Linked DNA regions of Homo sapiens: region 1 is linked to region 2. A link is a loop called in an ENCODE intact Hi-C map of the cell type or tissue named here. Cell type or tissue: endothelial cell of umbilical vein. All regions are shown on one strand. Each heading gives the region's core, and the rest is flanking DNA. Links, peaks and the distances in the headings are about the cores only. Region 1 overlaps ATF7-NPFF (ATF7-NPFF readthrough). Region 2 overlaps ATF7-NPFF (ATF7-NPFF readthrough).

The links. A loop is a pair of places that touch in the nucleus more often than their neighbours do. Peaks named below come from ENCODE experiments on the same cell type or tissue, not always from the same donor. Only the 100,000 strongest peaks of a DNase experiment are listed, where the experiment ranks them.
Region 1: it touches region 2 in a loop (4-fold over the local background); 15 of 110 quality-filtered maps call a loop at or near these places.

Annotation. Positions count from the first base shown.
Region 1 is chr12:53,609,371-53,625,480 of GRCh38, reverse strand. All of the region lies in intron 1 of ATF7-NPFF (ATF7-NPFF readthrough), which reads left to right. All of the region lies in intron 1 of ATF7 (activating transcription factor 7), which reads left to right. Among named protein-coding and RNA genes, the nearest start is that of ATF7, 9.0 kb to the left of the region's middle. In endothelial cell of umbilical vein, for the core only: no CTCF peak of the experiment used is centred there; DNase peaks (open chromatin) are centred at 7,360 and 7,420; H3K27ac peaks cover 1,749 bases.
Region 2 is chr12:53,554,324-53,570,433 of GRCh38, reverse strand. All of the region lies in intron 2 of ATF7-NPFF (ATF7-NPFF readthrough), which reads left to right. The region is part of intron 2 of ATF7 (activating transcription factor 7); the gene reads left to right. The region is part of intron 2 of LOC124902937 (a long non-coding RNA gene); the gene reads right to left. Among named protein-coding and RNA genes, the nearest start is that of ATF7-AS1, 48 kb to the right of the region's middle. RefSeq lists an enhancer at 809-1,378. In endothelial cell of umbilical vein, for the core only: no CTCF peak of the experiment used is centred there; DNase peaks (open chromatin) are centred at 5,273, 8,613 and 9,813; H3K27ac peaks cover 2,631 bases.

The DNA of each region.
Region 1 (16,110 bases), core at 3,364-11,363, 55 kb before region 2:
ATAAGAGGTGTTTGGGAAGGAGATGGCTGATATACACATGTCTTTAGCCTAGGTATCAGGTGGTTGGGATATTGATTTAGGGCTTCTGGTGGATATGGCACCCAGACTGGTGACCAGCCTCCAAGATGCTGGGATGGGGGTTGAGAAGGAGAAAAATAGAACGCTTTCATCGCTTCTCTGATTTTCCTTCTCCCTCTCTTCTATTACCCAAACTCTTCCCAGACACCAGGATGTGGTCTTGGGACTTAAGCAGTCCAAGTTGGAGCCCCATAGGGACTTAATATGTTGCTCTGAATTGCTTGTTATGTTCTCTGACTGGGGTGTTTACAACCCAGGGCACCTCCTACCCAGATTCCCGCGTTGCTACTTTCCTAACTTTAAAAGTTTGTTTTCTGCTTAACAGAGGGTGTTTTAGTATCTCTGAGGGTCATGTCATATTAAGTACAGGTGTGTAGGGGGTGTGCAGAGTTTTCTCAGCAAGCTCACATGAGTCCTGTGTTTAAAAATTTTGCAGTAGTGTAATTCTTGTAGCGATATCAGTCTTTATGGGCATTCTAAGCAGAAATATACTAAAATGAAGTTTGTTTTGTTAAATGTGGCTTCCCCAGTCATTCTCGAAGAGTTGTCGAATGGGTGGTTGCAGTTTGTTTTAGTTAACTTACATAATGTGTTTTTAAATAGTGTAAATAAAATAGACATGTTATTTCAGGAAAGTGAAAAATGTTCAGTTTTTTCCTTTGTGTCCAGACTCAGAAACTAAAGCTATGTCATAATATCTTAGGCCAAGGGCTGGGGAAATCAAACACAATTTGTACTTACACATGGAAGTTGTAAGGTAAGTGGAGGCTCTTGCGAAATGTAACATGTCTGTAAGAAAAGAAGCTAAAGAAAAGTTTGCAAGCTCTGCTAAGTAGTCTTACCAGTTCTTAATTCTGTACAGAAAAGGGACAGGGCTTTGCCCTTTGTTTGATAGTTGTGTATCATTTAATAACGAATTGGACTAATATAGCCAATTAATAACTTCTTTGCTCTTGCGTAGATTTTGCTTTTACATTCCTTCTCTTCTCCTTTTACTTTTGAGAAGGGAAATAATGTCTGAAATATCAGTAAAGCTATTACATGAAGAGAAACCAGAGTACGTAGTTGTATTAACCTTTGGTTTTCTGCAATCAGCTGAAGCCTTTCTCCCTGGCCAAGAAGTTGCCCCTATAGCACATTGAGACCAATTCATTGCTGACCCGTTAGCATTAACTACTGAGCTGGGTTCTAGTATTTCACAGTAAGTGCATTGCTATTGGACATTCAGAACATTTCCAGTTTGCCTGGCAGCAGTACAGAAAATTACCCAGTGAGAGAGCAGAGTCCCTTGTTTTGGTCTTCTGCCCTAGAATTGGTGATTGCTTTGACTAGGGCACTATTAAACCCAAGATTTTTTTTTTCTCACTAGTGCTACCATCTAGCAGAAAGCTAGAGTGATAACACTGCTCATCTTTCAACTTGTGGATCAAAGTTTACACCCTGTGGTAGTTTCAGTGTTGTAATTTTTAAACACGTTTGTTTACCACGGTTTTAAAATGTTAATAGCTCTACTTACTGTATCTTGTTCTCTTTCCTTTCCTCATTTCCAACCCAAAATGAAAATTGTTTTTTCAACCAACTCTTAAACTACTTCTTTGCCTGGAGTAAAGTCACTGGCTCTGTCTGAACACAGCTGCTCTGAAGTTCTCAGAAGTTATTGTTTTGTGCATGTCAAGACCGAGTTTTTCCTAGGCTACAGTGGGAGGGAGTTAGTGTTACAGCAGCCTCCTATCCACGTCTGATAAGGAGGAGCCTTCTCCTTGCAAGGAAGTTTTAGGTGGAACAGATAGAACTCCACGTAAATGTCTAATAAAGCTAGCTCTTTTCTTGAGACTAGTTAGCATACTGGTATATAATTGTCCCTTATCCCTTAATAAAAGTACTAAAGTTAAGGTACAGGTGTTTCTTTGAGAAAAACAAATGCAGCATTCATTTAAAAGGAAAAAGCATTCATTTCTTTTGTTGTTGGTTTCTCAGAAAATGGTCCTACGATTTTGGAGTTCATGAAAAAGTCTTCTGTCTCTTTAAAAATATGTCAAAGAAAATAATTTTTAAGCTTCTCTGACATTTACTCATTTTGACATGTTGCCTTCCCCTAAGGTTTTTTTAGGAGGGATCAAATAAATTTATGATATGTGAAAACACATCAGAGTTGGTATGATGTGTTAAAAGACGGTTGGTCTTTTGACTTTTGAATACTCTAAGGAGAAAGTCTCCACTTCACAGATACCCTGTTCCATTATTGGAGCTTTACTTTTAGAACATTTTTTACATTGTGCTGAAGCTCTTTAGCTCTGTTATCTGAAGCCACAATAAATAAATCTAGTTCCTTGTTAACATGGTAGTCTTCAAGTATTTCATGACACTTATCGCTTTCATTCTTTTAGAGACAGGGTCTCGCTATGTTGCCCAGGCTAGAGTGCAAGTGACGTGATCACAGATCATTGTAACCTCGAACTCCTAGGCTAAAGTTATCTTCTAGTCCTAGCTTCCTGAGTAACTAGGACTCTTGGCCTCAAGCAGTCCTCCCAGCCTCCAAGTAGCTGGGACCACAGGCGCATGCCAACATGCCTGGCTAATTTTTAAATTTTTTGTAGAGATTGGGTCTCCCTGCATTGCCCAGGCTCTTCTGGAATTCCTAGGCTCAAGCCATCTCCCCACCTTGGTCTCTCAAAGTGCTGGGATTACAGGAGGCATCTCTTCTGGGGTAAATACCCCAAGTTCTTTAAGCTATTTTTTTTTTTTTTTTTGAGACGCAATTTCGCACTTTTGCCCTGGCTGGAGTGCAGAGTCTCGCGCTTTTGCCCTGGCTGGAGTGCAGTGGCACAATCTCAGCTCACTGCAAGCCCCGCCTCCCAGGTTCACGCCATTCTCCTGCCTCAACCTCCCGAGTAGCTGGGACTAGCAGGCGCCCGCCACCATGCCTGACTAATTTTTTGTATTTTTAGTAGAGACGGAGTTTCACCGTGTTAGCCAGGATGGTCTCAATATCCTGACCACGTGATCTGCCCTCCTCGGCCTCTCAAAGTGCTGGGATTACAGGTGTGAGCCACCACGCCCGGCCAGCTATTTCTATTATTATTATTATTATTATTATTTTTGAGATGGAGTCTTGCTGTGTTTCCCAGACTGGAGTGCAGTGGTGCGATCTCAGCTCACTACAACCTCCAACTTCCGGTTTCAAGCGATTCTTGTCCCTTAGCCTCCTGAGTAGCTGGGAGTACAGGTGCCCGCCATCCATGCCTAGCTAATTTTTGTATTTTTAGTAGAGACGGGGTTTCACCATTTTGGCCAGGCTGGTCTTGAACTCTTGACCTCAAGTGATCCGCCTACCTCGGCCTCCCAAAGTGCTGGAATTACAGGCATGAGCCACTGAGCCCAGCCCGTACGATTTCTTAAGTGACATTTTAAATAAAAGATCAGGCTCTTCATCAAGTTAGTTACCTGAGTGGTTTATGGTTCCTCATCTAGGTCTGAACATCTCAGATATAATCTAATAAATACAAACTACGGGGGGAATCACAACTTCTATTTTATTGCACTCTATGCCTCTGTTTTTAAAGCCTAAGATCACATTAGTTTGTGTAGTTGATTTTTTTTTTTTTTTTTTTTTTGAGACAGAGTCTTGCTCTGTCACCCAGGCTGGAATACAGTGGCTCGATCTTGTTTCACTGCAACCTCCGCCTCCCGGGTTCAAGCGATTCTCCTGCCTCAGCCACCAGAGTAGTTGGGATTACAGGCCTGCACCACCACACCCAACTAATTTTTTTTTTTTGTATTTTTAGAAGAGACGGGGTTTCACCATGTTGGCTAGGCTGGTCCCGAACTCCTGACTTTAAGTGATCCACCCACCTTGAACTCCCAAAGTGCTAGGATTACAGGCGTGAGCCACCGCGCCGGCCATGTAGTTGATTTTTTGACAACTTTACATTTATCCCTGTAATTATCATTTTGTTAATTTGGTTTGTTGTTTTAGCTTGATAATGTCATTTCACCTCTTGACCATTTCTCATATGTTTGTATTATTGATAAATTTGATAAACATGATACCTGTGTTTTTGTTTTAGGTCACTGGTAAACATGTATAAGGGTAGAACAATGCTATACAACATGAGTAGACTATCATTATGTTAACATTAACCTGTTAGTCAACTTTTGGATAAAATTCAGTTGTGAATCCCACCTGCCATTTTATATAATCTAACCTTTATTTTCTATGAAATAGCAAGAGGTATCTTGTTGAAATCCAAATGCAGTATATTCTGCCTCTGACATCTCTGAACTCCTAGGCTAGTGACCCTGTCAAAAAAGAAAATGAAGTTGCATATTAGTTGCTGTTTGGGTATCTTATGCTACTGTTTATAGATCACTGCATAACTTGCCAGTGGTTCATAAGTGATCTGTTTAATAATTCATTTAGAATCTTTCTGAGAAATAATATTTCACTAGTCTACGATTTCTGTACTCGACCTCCCTTGCCCCACATTTTAAAAAATTATAATTTTCCCATTTCCAAGACTTCTAGTCCTGTTTTTTTTTCATTTTCAAATAATTATAGAAAATTAACCATATTTCTTCATAGTTGCAGGGATTTTTTGTTGTTATTTTGTTACTGTCTTTTGGTTGTGGTTTTTTTCTTTTTCTTTTTTTTTTTGAGACGAAGTCTCGCTGTGTTCCCCAGGCTAGAGTGCAGTGGCAGGCTTACTGCAACCTCTGCCGCCCAGGTTCAAGCAATTCTCAGGCCTTAGCTTCCCAAGTAGCTGGGATTACAGGCATGTGCCACCACACCTGGCTAATTTTTGTATTTTTTTTTTTTTTTTTTTTTTTGAGACGGAGTCTCGCTCTGTCGCCCAGGCTGGAGTGCAGTGGCGGGATCTCGGCTCACTGCAAGCTCCGCCTCCCGGGTTCACGCCATTCTCCTGCCTCAGCCTCCCAAGTAGCTGGGACTACAGGCGCCCGCCACTACGCCCGGCTAATTTTTTGTATTTTTAGTAGAGACGGGGTTTCACCGTTTTAGCCAGGATGGTCTCGATCTCCTGACCTCGTGATCCGCCCGCCTCGGCCTCCCAAAGTGCTGGGATTACAGGCGTGAGCCACCGCGCCCGGCCTAATTTTTGTATTTTTTTAGTAGATATGGGTTTTCATCATGTTGGCCAGGCTGGTCTTGAACTCCTGACCTCAAGTGATCCACCTACCTCGGCCTCCCAAAGTGCTAGGATTACAGGCGTGAGCCACCGTGCTCGGCCATGGTTTTTTTTTGAGACAGGGTCTTACTCTGTTGCCCAGACTGGAGTACAGTGGCACAATCATGGCTCATACTGCAGCTTCAGTCTCCCAGGCTCAAGCCATCCTCCTACCTCAGCCTCCTGAGTAGCTGAGACTAAAGGCTCATGCCACCATGCCTGGCTAATTTTGTTTATTTTTTGTAGAGGTCTCATCATGTTTCCCAGGCTGGTCTCGAACTGCTGGGCTCAAACAGTCCTCCTGCCTTAGCCTCCCAAAGTGCTGAGATTACACGCATGAGCTACTGTGCCTGGCCAGATTTTTTGACATTAGATGAAATTCTGTTTCGGAAACTTTTTTTTTTTTCTGAGGCAGGGTCTCCCTCTGTCTCCCAGGCTGGAGTGCAATGGCGCCATCTTGGCTCACTGCAGTCTCTGCCTCCTGGGCTCAAGTGATTATCCTGCCTCCGCCTCCTGAGTAGCTAGGACTACAGATGTGCGCCACCGTGCCCATCTAATTTTTGTATTTTTTGTAGAGACAGAGTTTCCCATGTTGCCTAGGCTGGTCTTGAATTCCTAAGTTCAGGTGATCTGCCTGCTTTGGCCTCCCAAAGTGCTGGAATTACAGGCTGGGCCCCCATGCCCAGCTTGTTTTGGAAACTCTTCTTTTTTTTTTCTTTTTTTTTTTTTTTTTGACACGGAGTCTCGCTCTGTCTCCCAGGATGCAGTGCAGTGGTGTAATCTCAGCTCACTGCAACTTCTGCCTCCTGGGTTCAAGGAGTTCTCCCCCTCAGCCTCCCAAGTAGCTGGGACTGCAGGCACATGCCACCACGCCTGGCTAATTTTTGTATTTTTAGTAGAGACGTGGTTTCACCATGTTGCAGGCTGGTCTCAAACTCCTGGCCTCAGTTGATGCGCCCACCTGGGCCTCCCAAAGTGCTGGGCTTACAGTGTGAGCCACCTGCCCTTGGAAACTCTTTTAGGAAAAAAACTTTATTCCCTGGACATTTCAACTTAGAAATGAAAGAATTAAACTACTCTCTGAAAACAATTTTATGTAGTTTCCCTGTAATGTTGACATCTCCAATTTAGACCTAACTTTTCATTTTCTTCTTTTTTTTTTTTTTTGGAGACAGAGTCTTGCTATGTCAGCCAGGCTGGAGTGCAGTGGTGCAGTCTTGGCTCACTGCAACCTCTGCCTCCCAGGTTCAAGCAATTCTCATGCCTCAGCCTCCCAAGTAGCTGGGACTACAGGTGCCCACCACTGCGCCCGGCTAACTTTTTGTGTTTTAGTAGAGATGGGGTTTCACCATGTTGCTCAGGGTGGTCTCGAACGCCTGAGCTCAGGCAATCCACCTACCTCAGCGTCCCAAAGTGCTGGGATTACAGGCAAGAACCATCGCGTCCGACCCTAACTTTTCATTTTCTGTTTGGAATAAAAACCTATACCAACTATAAACACACACACACACACACAATTGCCATTTATAATTGTAGTTTATTGGCAAGGATGGTCTAAGTTTGCCAGGTCTAAGTGTTGTAGGTGAAGGGTGCTACAAATGAGATACAACTTCAGAAGACATCTCTAGGGACTAAAGACTTTACATTGGCAGGCAGCAACTTTTCCTGCTTGTTAATTTTAGACCTGACAGTTGAATTTATGTTTGAGCAATTTTAGCTGATAAATGCATTTTTTAAGTACCTTCCTCTTTTGGCATTTTAATTTTTACTTTCGTTTTTAAAAAATTGCAAATCGTGAATGAATGTGCATATTAAATTAGCATGCTACTAGGCAGGGAAACAATGCATTTTCTTTTGATACCTTCTCATCCATCTGATAGCATTAGTTATGAATTCTCCTGGAAAGCAGAAGGATGGACTCGATAACCCCTCAAGGTTCTTTTCAGGCCAGAACTTTCATAAATAGAAGTTAAGATCAAGGAACTTACTCTTGAAGAATCAGGAAGAAAAATAGACTGTAAAGAAAATAAAATTGAAATGTTTCTGTCGACCCAGTGGGAATGGATAAACACAAGTAAGGAACATAAATGACGAGAAATAATAACTCCTTTGAGCTAAAAACAAAACAAAAATCAACAACAACAAATATTTTGCATTGGAGTCATTTTATATCTTAAAAATATTTTATCATGACATTTTCTCTTCGACATTTCCCTTGTGGACACTTTGTGTTGAAAGAATGTTGGGTTTTGTTCCTGTTAAATCATAGTATTTTGTTTCCTTCCTTTCTCTTGTTTGTCCTTTTGTTTAAAAACTTTTTTTTTTTTTTTGGTCTTCTGTATAATGGACTGACTGCCTGTTTACAATGAGGCAAGATTCAATTCAATTTTGAAAGTATTTGCTATATCACTTCCTCGGAAATGAAGGATGAGTGTTACAATTCAGGAAAGGTTGTATGAAAAGATAAACTTGTATAAAAAGATAAGCTTTTAAAATTTTGTAGGCAAACATTTAACGAAGGTTCCCAACCAAAGCAAAGGTGAGTTAGTATAGTAGTCTTTTTTTTATTATTATTTAAAAAAATTTTTTTTGAGACATAGTCTTGCTCTGTCACCCAGGCTGGAGTGCAGTGGCACAATCTTGGCTCACTGCAGCCTCCGGCTTCTGATTACAAGCAATTCTTCTGCCTCAGCCTCCCGAGTAGCTGGGATTACAGTTGCCTGCCACTATGCTTGGCTAATTTTTGTATTTTTAGTAGAGACGGGGTTTCAACCATGTTGGCCAGGCTGCTCTCGCACCCGTGACCTCAAATGATCCACCCACCTTGACCTCCCCAAGTGCTGGGATTACAGGTGTGAGCCACTGTGCCTGGCCTAGTATAGTAGTTTTAAGAAGGACATAATACATAAGCATTGGTTGGGCACAGTAGTTCACACCTATAATCCTAGCACTTTGGGAGGCTTGGGCCCAGGAGTTCGAGACCAGCCTGGGCAACATGACAAAACCCTGTCTCTATAAAAAATACAAAAATTAGCTGAGTGTGGTGACATGCGTTTGTAGCGCCAGCTACTTGGGAGGCTGAAGCGGGAGGATTGCTTCAGCTCAGGAAGCAGAGTTTGCAGCCAGCCCAGGTTGCAGCACTGCACTCCAGCCTGGGCAACAAAGTGATACCCTGTCTCAAAGAAAGAAATAATACATAAGTTTACAGTAAAACTCATTACAAACCCTTGACTTCAGGTTGTTAGCTTTTTCTCACCTTTTTTTTTTTTTTTTTGGAGACAGAGTCGTTCTCTGTTGCCTAGGCTGGAGTACAGTGGCATGGTCTCGGCTCACTGCAATCTCCGCCTCCCAGGTTCAAGCAGTTCTCCTGCCTCAGCCTCCTGAGTAGCTGGGATTACAGGCACACGCTGCTACACCTGGCTAATTTTTTAGGTATCTTAGTAGAGATGGGGTTTCACTGTGTTGCCCAGGCTGGTCTCGAACTCCTGAGCTCAGGCAATCCACCCGCCTCAGCCTTCCAAAGTGCTGGGATTACAGGAATGAGCCACCGCACCCGGCCACGCCTTTTCTCATCTTTTGGCAATTTTAATCCTCAGTGTTCCCATACATTTGAAACCAGAATGTGCATAAAGTTTCTTTTTTTCTTTTCAATATTGTATCTCTTCTTAATAAATATCATGAAAGTCTATGAAAGTGTAGGTTGGGTGAGTTGGCCCACACATGTAATCCCAACACTTTGGGAGGCTGAGGTGGGCAGATTGCTTGAGCTTGGAGTTCGAGACCAGCCTGAGCAACACAGGGAGACCCCATCTCTACAAAAAATTTTAAAATTAGCTGGGCTTGGTGGTGCACGCCTTTAGTCCTAGCTACTTGGGAGGCCAACGCGGGAGGATTACTTGAGCCTGGGAGGCGGGGGTTTCAGTGAGCTGACATCACGCCACTGCACTCTAGCCTGGGTAACAGAGTGAGACCCTGGCTCAAAAAAACCCAAAAGTAAACTAACGGGAGCCAAGATTTAGCTTAGAAAGTCATTTCATGAGCTTGTGGCATGGACATCTGTGGTCACATGTTTTGCCACAGCCCCACCTTCTCACAAAACCCAGCTTGCTTCCTTTGAGTGGAATTCCTTACTGTTTTCTCCTGATCTGATAGATTGCTTCTTTTTGCTGTAGTAGACGAGGAATGTTTGTGTGCTAAACCGGTCAATTTTTGGGGAGGGCTTAAAATTACCATGCAGTAAGAAAAAAACATTTTGTCAGATTGAAAAATAGGGCACAACCATTCTTTTTGAAATAGGAATATGCCTGACTCATTATTATTATCATTATTTTTAGAGATGGGTCTGGGTTTGTCACCCAGGCTGGAATGCAGTGGCGTGATCATAACTCACTGGCAGCCTTGAACTCCTGAGCTCAAGTGATCCTCCAGTCCTCCTGCCTCAGCCTCCCAAGTAGCTGGGACTACAGACGCACACCCCCTCACTTCCGATCCAGCCAATCTTTAATTATTTTGCAGAGAAAGGATTTTGCTCTCTTGCCCAGGGATCTAAAACTCCTGGGCTCAAGGGATCCTTCTGCCTCAGCTTCCCAAAATGTTGGGATTACTGGTGTGAGCCATCGCATCCAGCCCCTAACTATATTATAAAATCAGGATGATTTGTTGAATGTGACGTAATTACTGTAAATGAATCATGTTGGTACCAAGTTTCTTGCCAGTAATATTTAAGTTTTATCAAACTTGAATAACACCTTGTTGGTTTTATTTAACATCATATTTCTGGTACCAACATGACTCCTGTAGCAGCATTTTCTTTTTTATTTTTCTTTTCTTTTTTTTGAGACAGAGTCTCGCTCTGTCACCCAGGCTGGAGTGCAGTGGCACGAGCTCGGCTCACTGCAAGCTTCGCCTCCCGGGTTCATGCCATTCTTCTGCCTCAGCCTCCCGAGTAGCTGGGACTACAGGCGCCCGCCACCATGCCTGGCCAATTTTTTTGTATTTTTAGTAGAGACGGGGTTTCACCATATTAGCCAGGATGGTCTCAATCTCCTGACCTTGTGATCCGCCCGCCTCGGTCTTCCAAAGTGTTGAGATTACAGGCGTGAGCCACCGCACCCAGCTCTTTTTTTTTTTCTTTTCTTTTGAGATGGCGTCTTGCCGTGTTGCCCAGGCTAGAGTGCAGTGGCATGATTTCTGCTTACCACAACCTCTGCCTCCTGGGTTCAAGTGATTCTCCTGCCTCAGCTTCCTGAGTAGCTGAGATTATAGGCATCTGCCACCATGCCTGGCTAATTTTGTATTTTTAGTAGAGACAGGGTTTCACCATGCTGGCCAAGCTGGTCTTGAACTCCGGACCTCAGGCGATCCGCCTGCCTTGGCCTCCCAAAGTGCTGGGATTACAGGCATGAGCCACCACGCCCAGCCAACACCATTTTCTTTAACTTATTTTTTGAAGTTTTGGTCAATAGTAGTTTGGTAATACTTTACACTTACATGTTTAGGACTGGTGAGAGTGAATTGGCGAGCATTGGAATAACCCCAAATAGATCACTGTTGAAAATATGTGGACAGACTTAGGAAATAAATATTTTTTCCTGAGAACTTCTAAGTGTCTCAGTGATTGTCATTGTGGGATAGTGCAGCTATTTCCTATCCAGAACCAATCTTATACTTTAATATTAAAGCCTGTCAGGTTTTTTGTTCTTTGCAGCCTGTTTAAGATTTTAAATTGGTCCTTTAAATTAAAAGGTAATTTTAAAAGATCAGTGTTTTGGGGTTGATTACTTTTGGCTTATTGTTTTGAGGATCATACTTTATCTGAAAATGGCAGAACAAACTAAAATTTTTTGTTTAGTTTTTGTTCAGCATCCTATTGGTTTCCAGGAGTTTTTCAACTTCTAAAATGCACACTGAGGCCAAACATAGATAAATACAATGTTCTCCAGTTATTTCTAACTTTGCTTCCTGCTGTCACTTTAGCAAGTTGTTGCTTCTTTGTTTTTGCTTTATTAACCTTTCTGGGGATAGCTCAAAATAGTCCTGGAATCCTCTGAAAGCCTAGAAAGCCTTAAAAAAAAACTTCAAGTAGTTGCCTGTATGAAGCTGCTTCCAGGTAGGTTCCTAAGCTTTGGCTATGTGTTGCCTAACTTATGATTCAGCCTAATTCTCACTCTCATCTGTTTTCAGTCATTTGCTGCAAAACTATTTGGTCTATTTAAGCTGGCTCCTTTCTTTGAAGCCAGTTTCTGCATGTCTGAGCTTGAAATCCAGAAATTAATTTCAGCCTTCTGTTTGATCAATCTAGGGCCCTCTACTGCTTGTGTATTTCTTAAAGCAGTGGATCTCAAACTTTTTGGTCTCGGAATTCACCCCATAATACTTTTAAAAATTATTGAGGGCCAGGCCTAGTGGCTCACACCTGTAATTCCAGCACTTTGGGGGGTTGAGGTGGGGGTGGGGGGATTGCTTGAGTCCAGGAGTTTGAGACTAGCCTGGGTAATATAGTGAGACCTTGTCTTTACAAAAATTTTAAAAATTACCCGAGCTTGTTGGTGCACTCCTGTAGTCCCAGCTACTCAGGAGGCTTAGGTAGGAGGATCACTTGAGCCAGGGAGACAGAGGTTGCAATGAGCTGAGATTGTGCCACTGCACTCCAGCTTGGGCAACAGAGTAAGACCCTGTCTCAGAAAAAATAAAATAAAATAATAATTGAGGACTCCAAAGAGCATTTGTTTATCTGGGTTATATCTGTTGATATTTAGCATATTAGCAATTATGAGATAAGTTTTTAAAATATTTATTAATTTACTTTAAAATAACAAACCCATTACATGTTAACATAAATAACTATTTTGTTTAAAAAGAATTTGGGGGAAGAACTTCAGATCTCTTTAATGTCTGGCTAACCAGAAAAAAGCTGGATTCTCATATCTGCTTCTGCATTCAATCTGTTAAGATATGTCATTTTAAGTATTTGAAGAAAATGATGTAATGGGAAAAGAAAGGATTATTTTCAGGTAATTGTATATAGTCTTCTTTGATACTACAGCAAAATCTGAAAAGTGATAGTTTCATAAAGGTTAGCTGTGGTATAGAATTTGAAACCACATCTGTGAACTTTTTAGTACTGCTATGTTAAAATGCATTGGCTCAGGATAAATAGCTATCATTGGGAAATTTTTTAAAAATGCATTGGCCTCACTTGCCTTTTTTTTTTCTTGAGACAGAGTCTCGCTCTGTCGTCCAGGCTGGAGTGCAGTGCTGTGAGGTTGGCTCACTGCAACCTCTGCCTCCCAGGTTCAAGCGATTTTTGTGCCTCAGCCTCCCGAGTAGCAGGGACTACAGGTGCGCGCTACCATGCCCAACTAATTTTTGTATTTTTAGTAGAGACAGGGTTTCACAGTGATGGCCAAGCTGGTCTCGAACTCCTGGCTGCAGGTGATCTGCCCACCTCAGCCTCCCAAAGTGCTGGGATTACAGGCGAGAGCTACTGCGCCCAGCCAGCCACCTTGCCCAGCCTAACTTACTGTTTAAATAGATCTTTTACTCATGAATGATTTAACCTTCATGAACCCCCTGAAAGATCTGTAGGGATCCCTGGAGCCCACTTTGAGAACTGTAGTCTTAGAGCACCAACCTTGAAAAATGCAGCTGTTGGGCAAGGTGGCTCACTCCTGTAATCCCAGCACTTTGGGAGGCTGAAGCGGGTGGATCACGAGGTCAGGAGATTGAGACCATTCTGGCCAATGTGGTGAAACCCCATGTCTACTAAAAATACAAAAATTAGCCGGGCGTGATGGCACACGCCTGTAGTCCCAGCTACTCAGGAGAATCGCTTGAACCCGGGAGGTGGAAGTTGCAGTGAGACGAGATCGAGCCACTGCACTCCAGCCTGGGTGACAGAGAAAGACTCCATCTTAAAAAAGAAAAGAAAAAGAAAAATGCAGCTGCCAGGCACGGTGGCTCATGCCTGTAATTCCAGCACTTTAGGAGGTCAAGGCAGGAGGATCACTTGAGGTCAGGAGTTCGAGACCAGCCTAGCCACTATGGTGAAACCCCGTCTCTACTAAAAATACAAAAATTAGCTGTGTGTGGTGGTGCGAGCCCGTAGCCCCAGGTGCTCGGGAGGCTGAGGTGGGAGAATCGCTGGAACCCAGGAGGTGGAGGTGGCAATGAGCTGAGATGGTGCCACTGCACTCCAGCCTGGGTGACAGAGCGAGACTCCTTCTCAAAAAATAAGAACAAAAATGCAGCTGTTTTCCTATAATTTTCACATATCACAACATATTCTTTCCGATTTTTTTTCAACCGTTGAAAAAATGTAAAAACTGGCTGAAAGTGGTGGCTCATGTCTGTAATACCAGCAGTTTAGGAGGCTGAGGTGGGCAGATCACTTGAGGCCAGGAGTTTGAGACCAGCCTGGCCAACACAGTGAAAACCTGTCTCTACTAAAAATTGAAAAACAATTAGCTGGTCATGGTGGCACATGCCTGTAATCTCAGCTATTCAGGAGGCTGAGGAATGAGAATTGCTTGAACCCAGGAGGCAGAGGTTGCAGTGAGCCAAGATCCCGTTACTGCACTCTAACCTGGGCAACAGAGTGAGACTCTGTCTCAAAAAGAAAAGAAAAGAAAAATGTAAAAACTACTCTTAGCTTGTGGGCCATATAAAAATAGGTGATAGGCTGAATTTTGCCCATGAGTTGAAGTTTGCTAACTCATCATATATACTATTACTGGATTAAGAATTTTGTTTGTTTGTTTGTTTGTTTTGCGATAGAGTCTCGCTCTGTCACCAGGCTGGAGTGCAGTGGCGTGATCTCGGCCCACTGCAACCTCCAACTCCCTGGTTTGAGCGATTCTCCTGCCTCAGCCTCCGGAGCACGTGCCACCATGCCCAGCTAATTTTTGTATTTTTGGTAGAGACGGGGTTTCACCATTTTGGCCAGGAGTGTCTCGATCTCCTGACCTCGTAATCTGCCCACCTTGGCCTCCCAAAATGCCGGGATTACAGGTGTGAGCCACCACACCCAGCCTGGATAATGAATTTTAAAATAATTACAATAAAACATGCTTAATGTTAAAAATGTGAATATTAGCTGGGTACAATGGCTCACCCTTGTAATCCCAGAACTTTGGGAGGCCAAGGCAGGAGGATCGCTTGAGCCCAGGAATTTTGAGACCAGCCTGGGCTACATGGCAAGACCCCCTGTCTCTACAAAAAAAAAAAATGAGCTGGGCATGGTGGTGTGCACCTATAGTCCCAGCTACTCAAGAGGCCGAGACAGGAGGATCACTTGAACTAGGAGGTCGAGGCTGTAGTGAACTGTGATCATGCCACTGTACTCCAGCCTGGGTGACAGCGAGACCTTGTCTCAAACAAACAAGAAAACTCACCATAAAAAACAAACTATGAGCATCACTTAATTTTCCTAAATAAAATGATACCCCAGAACATGTAGCCCCTCAAATTCATGTTTCGGGACATTTATTTATATAATAAGCATATGTAACATGTTTATATATAATAAGCATATATAACAGTACCTGTTACGCTCTGAAGTGTTGGTAAAACATGATTCAGTTGTAAGTAGACAACTTTTTAGAGGTTGTAAATAGATGTGGTGTCCATTCTTGTACCTTTTTTTTTTTTTTTTTTTGAGACAGAGTCTCACTCTATTGCCCAGGCTGGAGTGCAGTGGTGTGATCTCAGCTCACTGCAACCTCCGCCTTCTGGGTTCAAGTGATTCTCCCACCTCACCCTCCCAAGTAGCTGGGATTACAGGTGCCTGCCATGACACCCGGCTAATTTTTGTATTTTTAGTAGAGATAGGGTTTCACCATGTTAGCCAGACTGGTCTTCAACGTCTGGCCTGAAGGGATCCACCTGCCTCGTCGTCCCAAAGTGCTGGGATTACAGGTGTGAGCCACTGCACCTGGCCCATTTTTGTATCTCGTTTGGAATGTATGAGAACAGGTAACTAGGATCAGACTGACCTTAACCCCTTGACCTTTTTTGTCTATATATATTTTGTAACTCTCTGCCTCAGTTTTCCAGTCTGTTAGCAAGTGCTTTACAAAACACTAATATAAAACAATAAGGCTAAAATCCGGGCACGGTGGCTCACGCCTGTAATCCCAGCACTTTGGGAGGCCGAGGCGGGCGGATCACTTGAGGTCAGGAGTTCGAAACCAGCCTGGCTAACATGGTGAAACCCCGTCTCTACTAAAAATACAAAAATTAGCCGGGCGTGGTGGTGCGTGCCTATAGTCCCAGCTACTCAAGAGGCTGAGGCATGAGAATCTGTTGAACCCAGGAGGCAAAGGTTGCAGTAAGCCAAGATCACACCACTGCACTCCAGCCTGGGCGACAGAGCAAGACCCTGTCTAAAAAAAAAAAAAAGCATAACATTTAAAACAATAAGGCTAATTAGTTTAAGATTATAGTGGTACATATATGCTTTCAGCATATCCTTTTGGGACATTTGATTTAGTATTGAGATAATATATGCTAAACTATTATTATGCTAAATAATTCAATGGAAAATTAATCCAGAATTTATGAACTTTTTTTTTTTTTTTTAAGAGTCCCAGTCTATCACCCAGGCTGGAGTGCCGTGGTGTGATCATAGCTCACTACCACCTTGAACTCTTGGGCTCAAGGGATCCTCTCATCTCGGTCTCCCGAGCTCCCGAGTAGCTGGAACTACAGGCACACACCACTGTGCATGGCTAATTTTTTTTTTTTTTTTTTAAGAAACAGGGTCTCGTGGCCAGGCGGAGTGGCTCATGCCTATAATCCCAGCACTTTGGGAGGCTGAGGCGGGCAGATCACCTGAGGTCGGGAGTTGGAG
Region 2 (16,110 bases), core at 3,690-11,689:
AGGACTGGAAGTTCCAACCTCTTAGCCCCTGCCTGACACCCATCAGTATTTTTAATGGCCTTTGTATTTTCCTTTCTCTCCTCTCTTCCCCTAGGCTGTTGTAATGTGATATGAAGGTTAATAGGATCCCATTAGCACTTCCTGGTTTGTCTACATTATGATATAATGGAGTGGCAGGTTCTATATAATTGGAACAATTTGTTATCATTTTAGACCGTAATCAAAAATTGAACATGGGTTTTCCCAAATGTCTCTGGTGAGAGACTTAGTGCACACAAATCCTTTGTAAAAATAAGATCAAGGCATTTGATTTTATTCTTTATGTATCTGCCTGGTATCTCTAACCTTGAGGAAGCCTGAGGTCAGGTTTCCAGAAATCAGTCCATGAATAATTTTCTCAATTCAATCAGACCTTCATAAGCCTCTGTGGGTTCAGCTCAATAAAAAATATTTGAATGGCCAGGCGCGGTGGCTCACACCTGTAATCCCTGCACTTTGGGAGGCCAAGGCAGGCAGATCACAAGGTCAGGAGTTCCAGACCAGCCTGGCCAATATGGTGAAACCCCGTCTCTACCAAAAATACAAAAGTTAGCCGGGCATGGTGGCACATGCTTGTGGTCCTAGCTACTGAGGAGGCTGAGGCAGGAGAATCCTTTGAACGAGGGAGGCGGAGGTAGGTTGCAGTAAGCTGAGATTGCACCACTGCACTCCAGCCTGGGCGACAGAGCGAGACTCCATCTCAAAAAAAAAAATTAAAAAAAAATTTGAACATCTACAATGTGCCAAACACCATGCTAGGTACTAGTGACAGAGAGATGTATAAGACATGAAAGTATTCACTGCCTTATAGGGGAGTCAGACACATGAAAATGTAATTACATTCTAATATGATAAATATAATAATGTAAATATTTGCAAGTACTGAGAATTCTGGTAAACATCAGAGAAGGCTTCCTGGAGGAAATGATGCTTTAACAGGTTTTGAAAGGTAAATAGAAGTTTCCCAGAGAAAGTAGAGAAGAACATTCCACATATAAGAGAATAGCAGATGCAAGAGAATGAAACAGCATGATGTGTTTAGAAAAAATGCAAGTAGTTTAGTACTGTGATGGAGAGCAGCAGGAGATGAGACAGGAACAAGACAATTTCCCCAGCTGCTGCTGTTCTTCTGTGTTGGATCACTATGACTGTCTAGAAGTATGTGGATAAGTGTTACTGATAGGCAGTGTAGATTCCTTTTTTATTTTTTATTTTTTTTAAGAGACATGGAGCCCTCCTCTGTCGCCCAGGCCGGAGTGCAGTGGCACAATCATAGCTTACTGCAGCTTCAAACACCTGGGCTCAAGGGAACCTCCTTTCTCTCTCTCTCTTTCTCAGCCTCCCAAGTAGCTGGGACTACAGGCATGTGCCACCATGCCTGGCTACTCTTTAAATTTTTTAAGAGACAGGATTTCAATATATATTGCCCAGGCTTGTCTCAAATTCCTCAGGTGATCCTCCTGCCTCAGCCTCCCAAGTAGCTGGGATTACCAGCATGAGCCACAGTGCTTAGCTGCAATTTCATTCTTTGCCCCTACCTGCCTGCCTGCCTTCTTTGAGTGTAGACCTCTAGTCTGTGGCCAGCATTCTAAAAAATATCACTTATGGTTAGAAAGTAAACATCCAAAATTGAAGTTTTCCATTTGCCTGACTTTGTAAAACTAAAGATAGCTTATCAGAGCTTTCCTGGTTAGACACAAAGATAATCAGATGAATATGTCAACAAATTATGGTAAGAATTTTTTGCTGCATTAAATTAAGATAGCAGGGCAGAATTAGAGCACTTGACCAGTTTATGGTTTATATAGAAGACCTGCCAAACTATTTGAGCCTTTATCGTTGCCTATTTCTTTACCAGGCTGCAACCTCTTCTGTGGTTTCCGAGTCCCTGGGCCTGTAAGCTTTGATAGCTTGTTTAAAACAAAAGCTTAATACTGTATTTTGGTATTATTTTAAAGTGAGGGAAGGAGAGAGAGAGAAAGAGAGAGAGAGAGTGTGTGTGCGTAATCTCCTTGTAAACTTGAACCAAGTTTAGAGACGGTTTTAGAGACGAGTGCATGTGAGCACGCTCATTGGTTCTCTCCCCCTCCTCACCTTCCAGTTATATATTTTCTTTTGGCTTGACTGTTACAGTACTAAACTGCATAAGGCCTTAAAGATCAGGGCAGGGTTTTTGTTATTGTGGTCTCAGTACTGACTTGTATGTGCTCTACTCTGAATGCATTGTAAGCATTCAAAATTTTAAAACTCCTGTATTATCAGGAAGTATTTACAGTATAGTTTTTCCACAGTGAAATTTTCAGCAGCTCAAGCCAAACCACAATGTAGTAGGTTCATACTTTTCACTCTGTAACTTTGTCCTTCCCACCCATTTGTGAGATCCAGAAATTGTAACACTTAATGTGTAGCAAATTAGAAGATAAAAGTATTTGATACGTTTTTCAAGGATTTTGTACCTCATAACATCCTAATAAGAATTTGGGGAGAGAGATGAGATTGAAAAATAGAAATGTATAATGTCAACAAGAACTTAATAGGGCTGTGTGATAATTATTTTGATTTTAAAATAACCTTTTCTTGCTTTGTTAAGAACTACAGTTATCCCTTTGGGGACTTTAATGGTACCCCAGCTAAGTGGCTACATCTGGATAGGAGAATACTAAAAGGTCTACCATTAGGCAAGAGCTGTGGAGAAAGCAATTAGCCATGTAACTGACATAGGACCAGGCCTGGCTGAATTGCTGCTGGGATTTCTCTGCCTCCTAGGCACTGGTCCTTTAAAGTTTGTTGAGCATTTAACCCATCCAAGTAAGTAGCTGCCATCTAAGGAAAGATAATGGATCTATCCTTGTTAATTCTTAAGCGTAGTTCCCAAGAGTGCCCTGGAGTTTGATAAAAAGCCAAACACTGGGTATTGAGGAAGAGGGGCAGCGAGAAATAAGAAAACATGCTGCTCCAGTCTAAAACTCCATTCTTTAGTGAGGAGTGATCTTTAACTGCCCCAGTTTCCAAAGCAGCATTGTAAGGTGCCACTCTCTTACCATCTTGTTCTTCCTAAAAGCCCAGTGTATAGCCATTGTTTCTAAGGAAGCTTGAGGCAATAGGTGGTGATGAGATGGAATTTATTTGGTATATTATGTGAAAAAGAAAACAGAATTCAGCATTAGGATACAACTGATAAATATTCATGAAGATGTAGAATAAAATAATTTCTTGTATATTCCATTTCTAAGTTCCTTAGATAGAAAATGAAGTAGAATCTATACATATTGAAAATCGTATATTGGTTAGGAATGGTTTCAGATGCAAATACCTAACAGTAGCTTAAAACTGTGTGAACACAGGCTGGGCGCAATGGCTCACGCCTGTAATCCCAGCACTTAGGGAGGCAGAGGCGGGCGGATCACAAGGTCAGGAGTTCGAGACTAGCCTGACCAAGATGGTGAAACCCCATCTGTACTAAAAATACAAAAATTAGCTGGGCATGGTGGCGTGTGTCTGTAATCCCAGCTACTCAGGAGGCTGAGGCAGGAGAATTGCTTGAACCCGGGAGGCAGAGGTTGCAGTGAGCCAAGATCATGCCATTGCACTGCAGCCTGGGCAAGAGAGCAAGACTGCATCTCAAAACAAAGCAAAAACAAAAACAAAAAAAAACTGTGTCAACATTTATAACACAAGGTGTCCAGAATTAGGACTGTTTCAGCAGCTAAGCAAGTTTATCAAGGACCTAGGTTCTTTCTCTCTGCTGTACCATTTTTAGCTTTTACCTTTTAATCCTCATTCCTGTTGCCTCACTATCAGAGGATGGGAAAGAAATAAGGGGCAGGTAGCATCAGGAACTCTCTTGTTCTGGCTTTCCCTTTTATAAGGAGACAAAAGCCTTACATCAGAAGTGCCATCCTCCACCCCCACCACGGTGGATTTCATTGTCTTATTGGCCTGAACTGTGTGACAGGTTTAATACCAGCTGCATAGGAAAAAGGAATATCTTGCTTTTCAGCCTTTATAGTGAGGCAAGCAAGAGAAAATGGTTGAAAAATGGGGGTTGGGTTAAGAAACCAATAATGTCTTCCTCAAACCTATTGCCCCTTCCCTTTCACTGCCTTACTCTCCCTTCTCCTGAGCAATCCAGTTATACAAGGCATTAATTGACAACAGTCTTCTCAGGACTGATAGTTTATAGTTTATAGCTGATATACTTTGGCTGTATCCTCTCCTAAATCTCACCTTGAATTGTAATAATCCCCATGTATTGTGGGAGGGACCTAATGGGAAGTAATTGAATCATGAGGGGCAGGTTTTTCCCATGCTGCTCTCATTGATAGTGAATAAATCTCACTAGATCTGATGGTTTTATAAAGGGGAGTTCCCCTGCACATGCTCTTCTTGCCTACTGCCATGTAAGATGTGACTCTGCTTCTCCTTTGCCTCCCGCCATGATTGTGAGACCTCCCCAGCCATGTGGAACTGTGAGTCCATAAAACCTCTTTCCTTTATAAATTACCCAGTCTTGGGTATGTCGTTATTAGCAGCGAGAGAACAGGCTGATACAATAGCCTTATTGAAAAAAGTCATAAGAGAGTACTATTAAAAAGAGAAGGGGGCCAGGCACAGGGGCTCACACCTGTAATCCCAGCACTTTGGGAAGCTGAGGCAGGTGGATCACTTGAGGTTAGGAGTTTGAGACCAGCCTGGCCAATATGGTGAAACCCCATCTCTACTAAAACTATAAAAATTATCCGGGTGTGGTAGCACACACCTGTAATCCCAGCTACTCAGGAGGCCGAAGTACGAGAATCACTTGAACCTGGGAGGCAGAGGTTGCAGTTAGCCAATATCATGCCACTATACTCCAGTCTGGGTGATGAAGTAAGACTCTGCCCCCTGCCCCCCTCCCCCCCGCCCCCGCCCAGAAAAAGAGAGTGTGAGAGAAGAAAGAGCAAAGAATTATACTTTCTGCTTGACTATGGTGTTTAGGAATCACATAGCAGAAACTGAGATGACCAGGACTTTGGCTAAGTATATCTATACCTATGATGAGGTTGTATTTCTCAATCCCATCAAATAATAAGTAACATTTGAAAAAAAAAAACTAATCTTTTTTAACCCAAACTGGTAAGAAATTATATTTACCACCCTCTTTCCTACATTGCCCAATCCCTGATGGAGTTGGCCTAAATGACCTTTGGAGCTCAGTTTCCTTTTTGCTGTGATTTATTGGGCACCTGCAACTTACTTGGCAGAAGACTTGACCCATGGGGCTCATGAATTTTCACATTTGTCAGGAGGAAGGAACAAGGAACCAAAATAGAAGCAAGTATTGCAGTATGGCTGAGGGCTTAAAACTTAGGTACTTAGAGGAATAGTTATACCATTGGTCTGTATAATGTAAAACAGAGGTGTACAATCTTTTGGCTTCCCTGGGCCACATTGGAAGAAGAATTGTCTTGGGCCACACATAAAAATATACTAACGCCAACAATAGCTGATGAACTAAACAAAAAAAAAATCGCCAAAAAATCTGATAATGTTTTAAGAAAGCTTACGAATTTATGTTGGGCCATGTTGAAAGCCATTCCGGGCTGCATGTGGTCTGCAGGCCAAAGGTTGGACAAGTTTGATGTAGAATAATAATGCATTGCTATTAAACCCAGATCATAACGATGAAGACCCAACAACTCAGTGTTGACTATGGGTTTAAAATTCTTTTTCTGTTCCCCTCTAACTAGCTTGTTGATTTAATTGTAACATACTTTTCCTTTTGTCAGATACTGGAGTGTACGATTTTTTAAAGGAGGAATCCAGTTCTTGACACTGTTTGACACCTATGAGATGCTCATATGCTCATATTCTGCCTGTAAAATTCAAATAATTGAGATCTTAAAAGAAAATGCTCAAAAGGATGTGGTTAAAATTACCACTAGTGGTTTGGGGATTGAAGAAGGAACTTAAAAGGGAATGGCTTGTAAATTCACATTTTTTTGCACAAGGTATTTTAGTTGAGTTTAGTTTATATTTTGAAACAGAGTCTTGCTCTGTCGCCCAGGCTGGAATGCAGTTGTGTGATCTCAGCTCACTGCACCCTCCACTTCCTGGGTTCAGGTGATTCTTGTGCCTCAGCCACCCAAGTAACTGGGATTATCAGGCATGCACCACCATGTCCAGCTAATTTTTATATTTTTAGTAGAGACAGGGTTTTGCCATGTTGGCCAGGCTGGTCTCAAACGCCTAGCCTCAAGTGATCTGCCCACCTCAGCCTCCCAAAGTGCTGGATTACAGGCATAAGCCACTGTATCTGGCCTCACAGGACATTTTAATTGGTAATAAAATTCAGTGCTGGAATCAGATACCCTAAGAAAGTGAATTGACCCACAAAGACCATGGCACCAGTGTCCTTTCATACAACAGCAGTATAACTCTAGCATACTGTAATTGTCTTAGGTGCCTTTCTGTAATAAAGGGAATCTGGTATCAAAAAAAGTAGGCAAGAGGATACACTAATTCTCACTGATTTGAACAGTGAAATTTACTTTGCAAATGGAGTTGGAAAGCCATCAGATCTTTCTGAAAGTGTGCCATGTTAAGGTCTGAGAATCCAAGAGTGATAAAGCTTTTCAACAGTTACTCTTATGTCACTATATAAAACTTTACCCAATCACTGAAGCAATAATTTATTGAGTGCCAAACTGGGCAAGCCCAGAGGTGGGGCAGGTGAAAAGGATAAAAAATAAGTGTGAGACATGTTTTTAACCCTCTAGTAGTTTACAGTCTACTTTGTTTGAGACATCCTTGTTCTGTTGCCCAGGCTGGAGTGCGATGGCACAATCTTGGCTCACTGCAACCTCTGCCTCCAGTTCAAGTGATCCCTCCCACCTCAGCCTTCCTAGTTGGGACTACAGGCACACACCACCACACCTGGCTAATTTTTTTTTTTTCTTTTCGGTAGAGGTGGGGTTTCACCTTGTTGCCCAGACTGGTCTCAAACTCTTGGGGTCAAGCAATTCTCCCGCCTCAGCCTCCCAGAGTGCTGGGATTACAGGTGTGAGCCACTGCGCCTGCCCATACAGTCTACTTTAAAAAGATAAAAATTGTGAGACCATATAGACTAAAATTCTATATGTATAATTATATAAATAAATTTCCATTTGAATACTATACAAGTTCAAGAAAGATAGATCACTGAAGATTGGAGTCATTAGAGAAGCTTTCAAAAAGCTATTGGATTTCAGCTGGGCCTAGAAAAATGGTAGTATTCCAGTAAACAATGGAGAGAGGAACACATTTCAAGGAATATGGGAATGTGTGTGGAGGCACAAAATTGAAAATAAATAGACTTCGCAGATCAGTAAGAGACTGACCTGGGTAGAAAGTGTTAGTAGAAGAATAGCAGAAAATAAAATCATAAACAAGGACAAGAGGACAGAAAGGTAATGTATTTTACATTCCTTTAAAATCTCCTTTGGGAATGATTTCAAACCCACCCCACCCCCAAGAGTCAAATCCTTCCTAATGATTTAAATCCCCATTGCTGCCATTTTGTCTTTTTCCTGTGGTTACAATTTTTGAAATTCTATTTGTTTCTTACTCTGATCTTCTTGCATCCTTGCATTAGGGTATTCTTGGTCCTGACTGGGCCCAGCCTCTGGTTCCGTAGGAAAAAGCTGGTGTTTAAGATAGATACCAACTCTCCTTTTGGATATGGATGATGAAAATTGTCCCACCATTGCACACATGGGCAAAAAAAAATTTTTTTTTTTTTGAGATGAAGTTTCGCTCTTGTCCCCCAGGCTGGAGTGCAGTGGCACAATCTCGGCTCACCGGCCTTCTGGGTTCAAGTGATTCTCCTGCCTCAGCCTCCCGAGTAGCTGGGATTACAGGTGCGTACCACCACACCCAGCTAATTTTTTGTATTTTTTAAGTAGAGACGGGGTTTCACCATGTTGGCCAGGCTGGTCTTGAATTCCTGACCTCAGGTGATCTGCCCGCCTCGGCCTCTCAAAGTGCTGGGATTACAGGCGTGAGCCACCGTGCCCGGCCTACATGGGCAAAAGTTTTGTAGGTTGGGGTTGCTTTGTAGCACTTTAGTGAGACGTGCTAGTTGGCATTTATTCAACAAATATTAAGCACCTACTGTGTACAGATACCGTTCTAGGTGCTTGGGATTTGTCCATGAACAAGCAAATGGAGAGATCCTTGTTCTTGAGGAGCTTACATTGTAGCAGCAGCATGGCAGCTAGACCAACTATCAAATAATATCTCTGCTTTCAAAATTCCTTTTCTTTATACAGTGGACTTATTTGTTAAGCTGCCAGAATCTTTAAGATATTCCAACAGCCTTCCCAAAACAGAAAATTCCTCAATCCATAGACAAATGAATTTACCTTAGGTACAGTTTGGTGGGTTGTCCCCGCTCCTCTGTTTAGTTTGTCCTCCTTCATTCCCCTGACAACATTTTATCTTTGAGTATTTTGGGGGAAAGTTTTCTGTTCTTGTTTTTCCTCTATAAATTATGTCGCTCACACATGCAGCATATGAGCTACTGTTGCTGTGGTTGTATTTTATTTGTTGAACAATCCTGTACTTTGAAATGATTCATTTAAGAGCCATGAAACATTCAAAGCAGGATGTGTGACTCACATAGCAAACAGTAGCATCTTTTTTTTCCTTTTATTTATTTATTTCCCATCATTGGCTAAACATCTTGAAGTAGAGAGCAGGAGCCTAGGATTGACCAAGGTAGAAATGAAAGTTATGTTTGGTTTGAAGTATGTGTGTATTTAATCCCTTCCTTCTTCTCCCTTTCCCTGCTTTCCCAAACTTAAATGATGTCTGACATTGGGAACAGAAGCACTGCAGTGAGGGCAAGAAGCCTTGTCAAGACTTTTACAGATCTTCCAGTTTCTTCTTTCAGAATATGTGATCACTTGAAGTGATTAATTAAATAGTGTTCAAAAAAAAGATCAGTTATTTCTTCCTTCACCTGCTCAGCACCAGCATCACTATTCTAGAACTTACTCCTCATAGTTTTTCTCAAGTTTTCTATGACTTTTTTTTTTTTTTTTTTTAAAGAGACAGTCTTACTCTGTTGACCAGGCTGGAGTGCAGTGGTGCTGTCTTCTGTGACTTTTTCATACTATTTCCTTTCATCAAAATACGCCCCCAAGTATATGGGTGCAGATAAACCCAGCTCTTTGGAAGGCTGAGGTGGGATGATCACTTGAGGCCAAGAGTTTGCAGTCAGCCTGGGCAACATAGCAACACCCCATCTCTAAAGTAAACAAAACAATAGCCCATGGTGGTGCGAACCTGTAGTCCCAGCTACTTGGTAGGCTGAGGTGGGAAGATTGCTTGAGTCTAAGAGTTTGAGGTTACAGTGATCTAAGATCACATCACTGCACTCCAGCCTGAGCTACAGAGTGAGACCCTGTGTAAAAAAAAAAAAAAAAGAAAGAAAAGAAAAAACCAAGCCCAAGTATAGATACTGAATTAAAAGAAAGCAATTCTGTCCATGAAGTACTGCCAAACCCAGAAACTTTGGAGAAAAGGGGTAGTTAGGTTTCAGCATAAATTACTTTTCAGACTATCACAAATGTAAACTCAGTTCCTTGTATTATTTCTTGATAGTTTACACACTCAGGGCTCATTTCCTAATAACTAAAGAGTTCTGATTGTCTTCTTACCCCAGTCTACTCTTCTAAAACAAGGAAAGGGACATGAATTCATCATAGGTCAGGATATTAAGAGCGTTTTTAAATGTGAGGCAAATCCTCATGAAAACGGGTGCTGTGGTGGCCAAAAGCAACATTTCAGGAATGTATCTGGCTAGGAGTTGAGTGCATATTGCAGAGAAATTTCATTGGTCACAATGCTTTACCAAGGAGTTAGCTTGAAACTGTTAGATTCCTAATCCCCGTATGCTTGTGCCTGGCTCAGAGTCAAAAGCCAAAAATTTAGTTTTAGTTTGGCCTTACGTCTCATTTGCTCTGAGCCTTCTTTTCGGGTCTGTTCAGTGCTGCTATTTCAAAATACGTCTAGAGAATAGGTTAAATGAGGTTAGGAAAAGAACTGCAGTATCTCTAGGCATTTACTTGTTTAGAATTATCCTGCAAAAAAAAAAAGTCACTTTTTTACTATAATACCTGTCTCTCTTGAAATTTAAAAAAGTAAAGAGGAGGCCGGGTGCGGTGGCTCATGCCTGTAATCCCAGCACTTTAGGAGGCCAAGGCGGGTGGATCATGAGGTCAGGAGTTCAAGACCAACCTGGCCAACATGGTGAAACCCTGTCTCTACTAAAAACACAAAAAATTAGCCGGGTGTGGTGGCAGGTGCCTGTAATTCCAGCTACTTGGGAGGCTGAGGCAGAAGAATCACTTGAACCCAGGAGGCGGAGGTTGCGGTGAGCCGAGATCACACCATTGCACTCCAGCCTGGGCAACAAGAGCGAAACTCCATCTCAATAAATAAATAAGTAAAATTTTAAAAAAGTAAAGAGGAGGGAACTAGTTGAATATGTGCTGTGTCCAAGGTACTGTACTGTTTTATATAATTATTTCACTTAAAAGCTTAAGAAAACAGGAATATATGGGAGGCTTCAGTGATGTCTGAAATGTTTCATGCCTTGAACTGGGTAGTGATTACACAGGTTTATGCAAATTTAAAAATTAAAAATTCATTGAGATGTACACTAAGGATTTTTGCTTTTTTTTTTTTTTTTTTGAGATGGAGTCTCACTCTGTCACCCAGGCTGGAGTGCAGTGGCATGATCTTGGCTCACTGCAACCTCTGCCTCCCAGGTTCAAGTGATTCTCGTGCCTCAGCCTCCCGAGTAGCTGGGACTACAGGCACGCGCCTCCACACGCAGCTGATTTTTGTATTTCTTGTAGAGACAGGGTTTCACCGTGTTGGCCAGGCTGGTCTCGATCTCCTGACCTCAAGTGATCTGCCCACCTCTGCCTCCCAAAGTGCTGGGATTAAGGATGTGAGCCACTGCACCCAGCCCATTTTCTGTATTTTATACCTCAGTCTTAAAGGGCCAGGCATGGTGGCTCATGCCTGTAATCCCAGCACTTTGGAAGGCTGAGGCAGGAGGACTGCTTTTGAGCCCACGAGTTTGAGACCAGCTGGGCAACGTAATGGGACCCCCATCTCTAAAAAAAAGAAAAAAGAAAAAGAAAAAAGTAAAAAAATCTTAAGACTTTATTCATTGAGATTTATTCCTTATTTACAGTTTCCACCATCTGTGTTCTTCAGGCCATTCCTTTTTTTTTTTTTTTAAATAGAGACAAGGTCTTAACGATGTTGCCCAGGCTGGTCTTGAACTCTTGGGCTCAAGCCATCCTCCAACCTCGGCCTCCCAGAGTGTTGGGGTTACAGGTGTGAGCCACTGCGCCCAGCCCATCCTAACTCTTTACTTAGCTCTGTTCATTTAGTAAGTTTGTGAGGAGGAGAGATTCTAGATTCTCCTATTACAGAAGGATAGGTGAGAGTAAAACTTACTAGAAATGGAAAGAGTTTTTACCAAAGATGTCTCATGGAAAGTTAATTGTTAATAGGAAATGTACTTTCCCTGTCCATTCTGGAGGTAGTATCAGTTTTCAGATTGACTTCCTCATAGTCCTGACATTCTATTTTATGCTTCTTAGTATTTCTTAAATGAAAAGAATCTTCTTTCTTGCTACTTTTTTTCTTCATAAGGGAGTAAAAATCAAAAGTAGCCAAAATTGTTTTGATTAGCTTCTTCTATATTATCTTTTTGTTACTAACAAGGCAGTGCATGAGAATTCCATTCAGTCTGTTCTCCCAAATACAGTGCCTTCTGTCTCCATCTTCCTAATTTTCCTATCCTAAGTATTTGCAGATCTGGAGTCCATCAGCCATTTTATAAAATGAGGCTGGAAGTTTTTTGCCTGTGCTTTTTTTCTTCCAAGTTTCAGGTCTAAAAACATGTGTTGGCAGTTTGGAAAAGGAAACTAAAAAGCAGCTTTTTTTCTTATTTCTTTTTCTCTTCCCCTGTTACTCTGTATCAGGGTTTCTCAACAAACACAACTGATATTTTGAGTTATGCAGTTCTTTGTTTTGGGAGGCTGTCCTGTGCACCATACAATATTTATCAGCATCTCAGGCCTCTACCTTCTAGAGGCCAGTAGCATCCTCCCAGTTGTGACAAACAAAAATGTCTCCAAACATTGTCAAATGTCCCATGGGGGACAGAGTTACCTCTGGTTGAGAACCACTGCCACATACTCTAAACTGCATTTAAAGAAAATGGATTTAGGGAGGAAGATTTAAGATTGGTACATGATTAAAATTCCCGTGGGATCTTGGAGCATATTATCTAGATTAGAGCTGTCCAAAAGAAATACAATGCAAACCACAAACGTGAGCCACATAGGTAAGTTTTGATTTTCTAGTAGTTACATTAAAAAGTGAAAGTAAACAAGTGGAACTAATTGTAATAATATATTTTATTTAACCTGGTATATCCAAAATAGTATCATTTTGACATGTAATCAACATAAAAATTATTAACAAGATATTTTACTAAGTCTTTGAAATCCAGTGTGTGTTTTGATTTTCAGTACATTTCAATTCAGACTAGCCACATTGCAAGTACTCAATAGCTATGTGTGGCTAGTCGCTACCATATCAGATAGTGCAGATCTAGATGATCTTAGTCTTCAGATGGGGGTGCAAATTAGTCTTGGCATAAAGGAGAGGAGAGAAACTGTCCTGATTTTGTATTAAGCCTTCTGCTGCCTTGGAGATGGTTATTATATTTACCCTACAGTGAGGGCAAGTGTGTTCCCTGAGTGAGTGGCTATTTGCCAAAACCTTAGACATAGGTAATGCCAAAGAACAAAGGAAGATCCTTTAAGGGTATTAACAAACGAGGGGCTGGGCAGGGTGGCTCACACCTGTAAATCTCCACACTTGGAAAAGCCAAGGCTGGCAGATCACTTGGGCTCAGGAGTTCAAGACCAGCCTGGGCAACATGGTGAAACCCTGTCTCTACAAAAAATACAAAAATTGCCTGAACATGGTGGTGCATGCCTGTAGTCCCAGCTACTCGGGAGGCTGGGGTGGGGGGATTGCGTAAGTCTGGAGGGCAGAGGTTGCAATGAGCCAAGATCGTGCCACTGCACTCCAGCCTGGGCAACAGAGCAAGACCCTGTCTCAAACAAACAAGAAAACAAACAAATAAGGGAACTAGATTTTTTAATGGGGAATAATTTAAAAAGGAAATATTTTGGGGAGTCCCTTCACCCATTTTAATTAAATAGAATATATTTTTACTTAGGTCACGATTTTTATCACTTAGTAACACTTTAGCTATTTTTAGCCAGGCACTATGGTGTGCACCTGTAGTTCCAGCTACTCAGGAAGCTGAGGCAGGAGACTCATTTGAGCCCAGGAGTTCAAGAACAGCCTGGGCAACATAATGAGATCCCATCTTATTAAAAAAATACTATGATAATAATTTTAGCTATTTTAATTGAGAAATTGCTTTCAGAGGGATGGTTTCCTATGAATGAAGTTTATGACTAATCTAGAGAATTTCTTTTTTTCTTATGGGGGTCCATCCCACCATTCCCTTGCCATGAGTAAGGGCGTACCAAGCACCCACAGCCCCCTGGCTTAGGCCCACTCACCCCAGCTGTGGCCAAGGATAGGACAACTGGGACTGAGTATCCTAGAGAATTTCTGAAGTGTTAACTCTTAATAAGTGAGAGAAAATATAAGGACTATGTAAAACATAGCCAGATTAGCAATCACTTTGGTTTTTTTCGTTGTTTTTTTGAGATGGAGTCTTGCTCTTGTTGCCCAGATTGGAGTGCAATGGCACGATCTTGGCTCACTGCAACCTCCACCTCCTGGGTTCAAGCCATTCTGCACCTGGCCTGGCGATCACTTTGACAGAAAGCTTCAGTAAACTTTTATTCTCCCCCTAGGCATATAAGATAAGAATTGTATTAAAAATAGGTTTTGCCATGTTGCCCTGGCTGGTCTCAAACTCCTGCGCTCAAGCGATCCACCTGCCTCGGCATCCCAATGTGCTAGGGTTACAGGTATGCGCCACCATGCCCAGCCTAGAGTAATATTTTTAAATTCATGAAATACATAGGATTACAAGAGAAATTAATGATATTATAATACGGTTTTCAAAAATATATGATAAAAAGGCCGGGCCACTGCACTGGCCAACATCGTAAGTACATTTTGAAAACTTACAGCCCTGCATAAGCTACTACTTGTCATATCTCCTTAAAATTATATTTTTTGGCTGGGTGCAGTGGCTCACACCTGTAATTCCAGCATTTTGGGAGGTCGAGGTGGGTGGATCACCTGAGGTCGGGAGTTCAAGACCAGCTTGGCCAACATGGTGAAATCCCATCTGTACTAAAAATACAAAAATTAGCCAAGTGTGGTAGCAGGCACCTGTAATCCCAGCTATGCAGGAGGCTGAGACAGGAGAATCGCTTGAACCCGGGAGGTGGAGGTTGCAGTGAGCCAAGATTGCGCCATTGGACTCCAGCCTGGGCAACAAGAGCAAAACTCTGTCTCAAAAACAAAACAAAACAAAAAAAGACGGGGCATGATGGCTCACACCTATAATTCTAGCACTTTGGGAGGTCAAGGCAGGCGGATCACCTGAGGTCGGGAATTCGAGACCAGCCTGACCAACATGTAGAAACCCCTTCTCTATCAAAAATACAAAATTAGCCGGGCGTGGTGACGCATGCCTGTAATCCCAGCTACTTGGGAGGCTAGGGCAGGAGAATCACTTGAACTCGGGAGATGGAGGTTGCAGTGAGCTGAGATCGTGCCATTGCACCACTGCACTCCAGCCTGGGCAACAGAGCGAGACTCCGTCTCACAAAAAAAAAAAAAAAAAAAAAAAAAAAATTATATTATTTTCTTCTTTATAAACTAGGTTCTGCTTATTTCCTCTTACCAAATACCTGGCAATCCCAGACCCTCTACAGTGACTTGTTTAACCTACAAATATCATACCCCTGGTTAATACACTATTCCCTCCTTCCCCCAAACCCTCACTCTTTTTTTTTTTTTGAGATGGAGTTTCACTGTTGTTGCCCAGGCTGGAGTGCAATGGCGCAATCTCGGCTCACTGCAACCTCCGTCTACCTGGTTCAAGCGATTCTCCTGCCTCAGCCCCAGCCCCCCGAGTAGCTAGGAGTATAGGCATGTGCCACCATGCCCGGCTAATTCTGTATTTTTAGTAGAGATGGGGTTTCATCATGTTGGCCAGTCTGGTCTCGAACTCCTGACCTCAGGTGATCCACCTGCCTCAGCCTCCCAGTGCTGGGATTACAAGCATGAGCCACCACTCCCGGCCACTTTTTTCTTACGGAAACATCTGTAACTGAAAAAGATGGTGCCTGGAGTTTACCAACAATAGAGAAAACTAAAGTTCTTGGTTAAATTTTTCCACATTTTATTCAGTTTTTGTCCTAGATCAATCAGAAACCACTGAGGCTGTCTTTTTTTTTTTTTTTTTTTTTTTTCTTTTTTTGAGACAAGGTCTTCCTCTGTCACCCAGGCTGGAGCTTAGTGGTGGGATCTCGGCTCACTGCAAACTCCACCTCCCGGGTTCAAGCAATTCTCGTGCCTCAGTCTCCCAAGTAGGTAGGATTACAAGCACCCGCCACCATGCCCAGCTAATTTTTGTGTTTTTTGTAGAGATGGGGTTTTGCCATGTTGGTCATGCTGGCCTCGAACTCCTTACCTTAAGTGATCCACCCACCTAGGCCTCCCAAAGTGCTGGGATTACAGGCATCAGCCACCGCACCTGGCCCTTTTTTGAGAAAGGGTCTCACTGGAGTACAGTGGTGTAATCATGGCTCACTACAGCCTCAACCTCCTGGGCTCCCCCCACCTCAGCCTCCTGAGTAGCTGGAACTACAGGTGAGCATCACCACACCCAGCTAATTTAAAAGTTTTCTGTTGCTGGGCATGGTGGCTCATGCCTGTAATACCAGCACTTTGGGAGGCCAAGGTGAGTGGATCACCTGAGGTCAGGAGTTCAAGACCACCCTGACCAATATGGTGAAA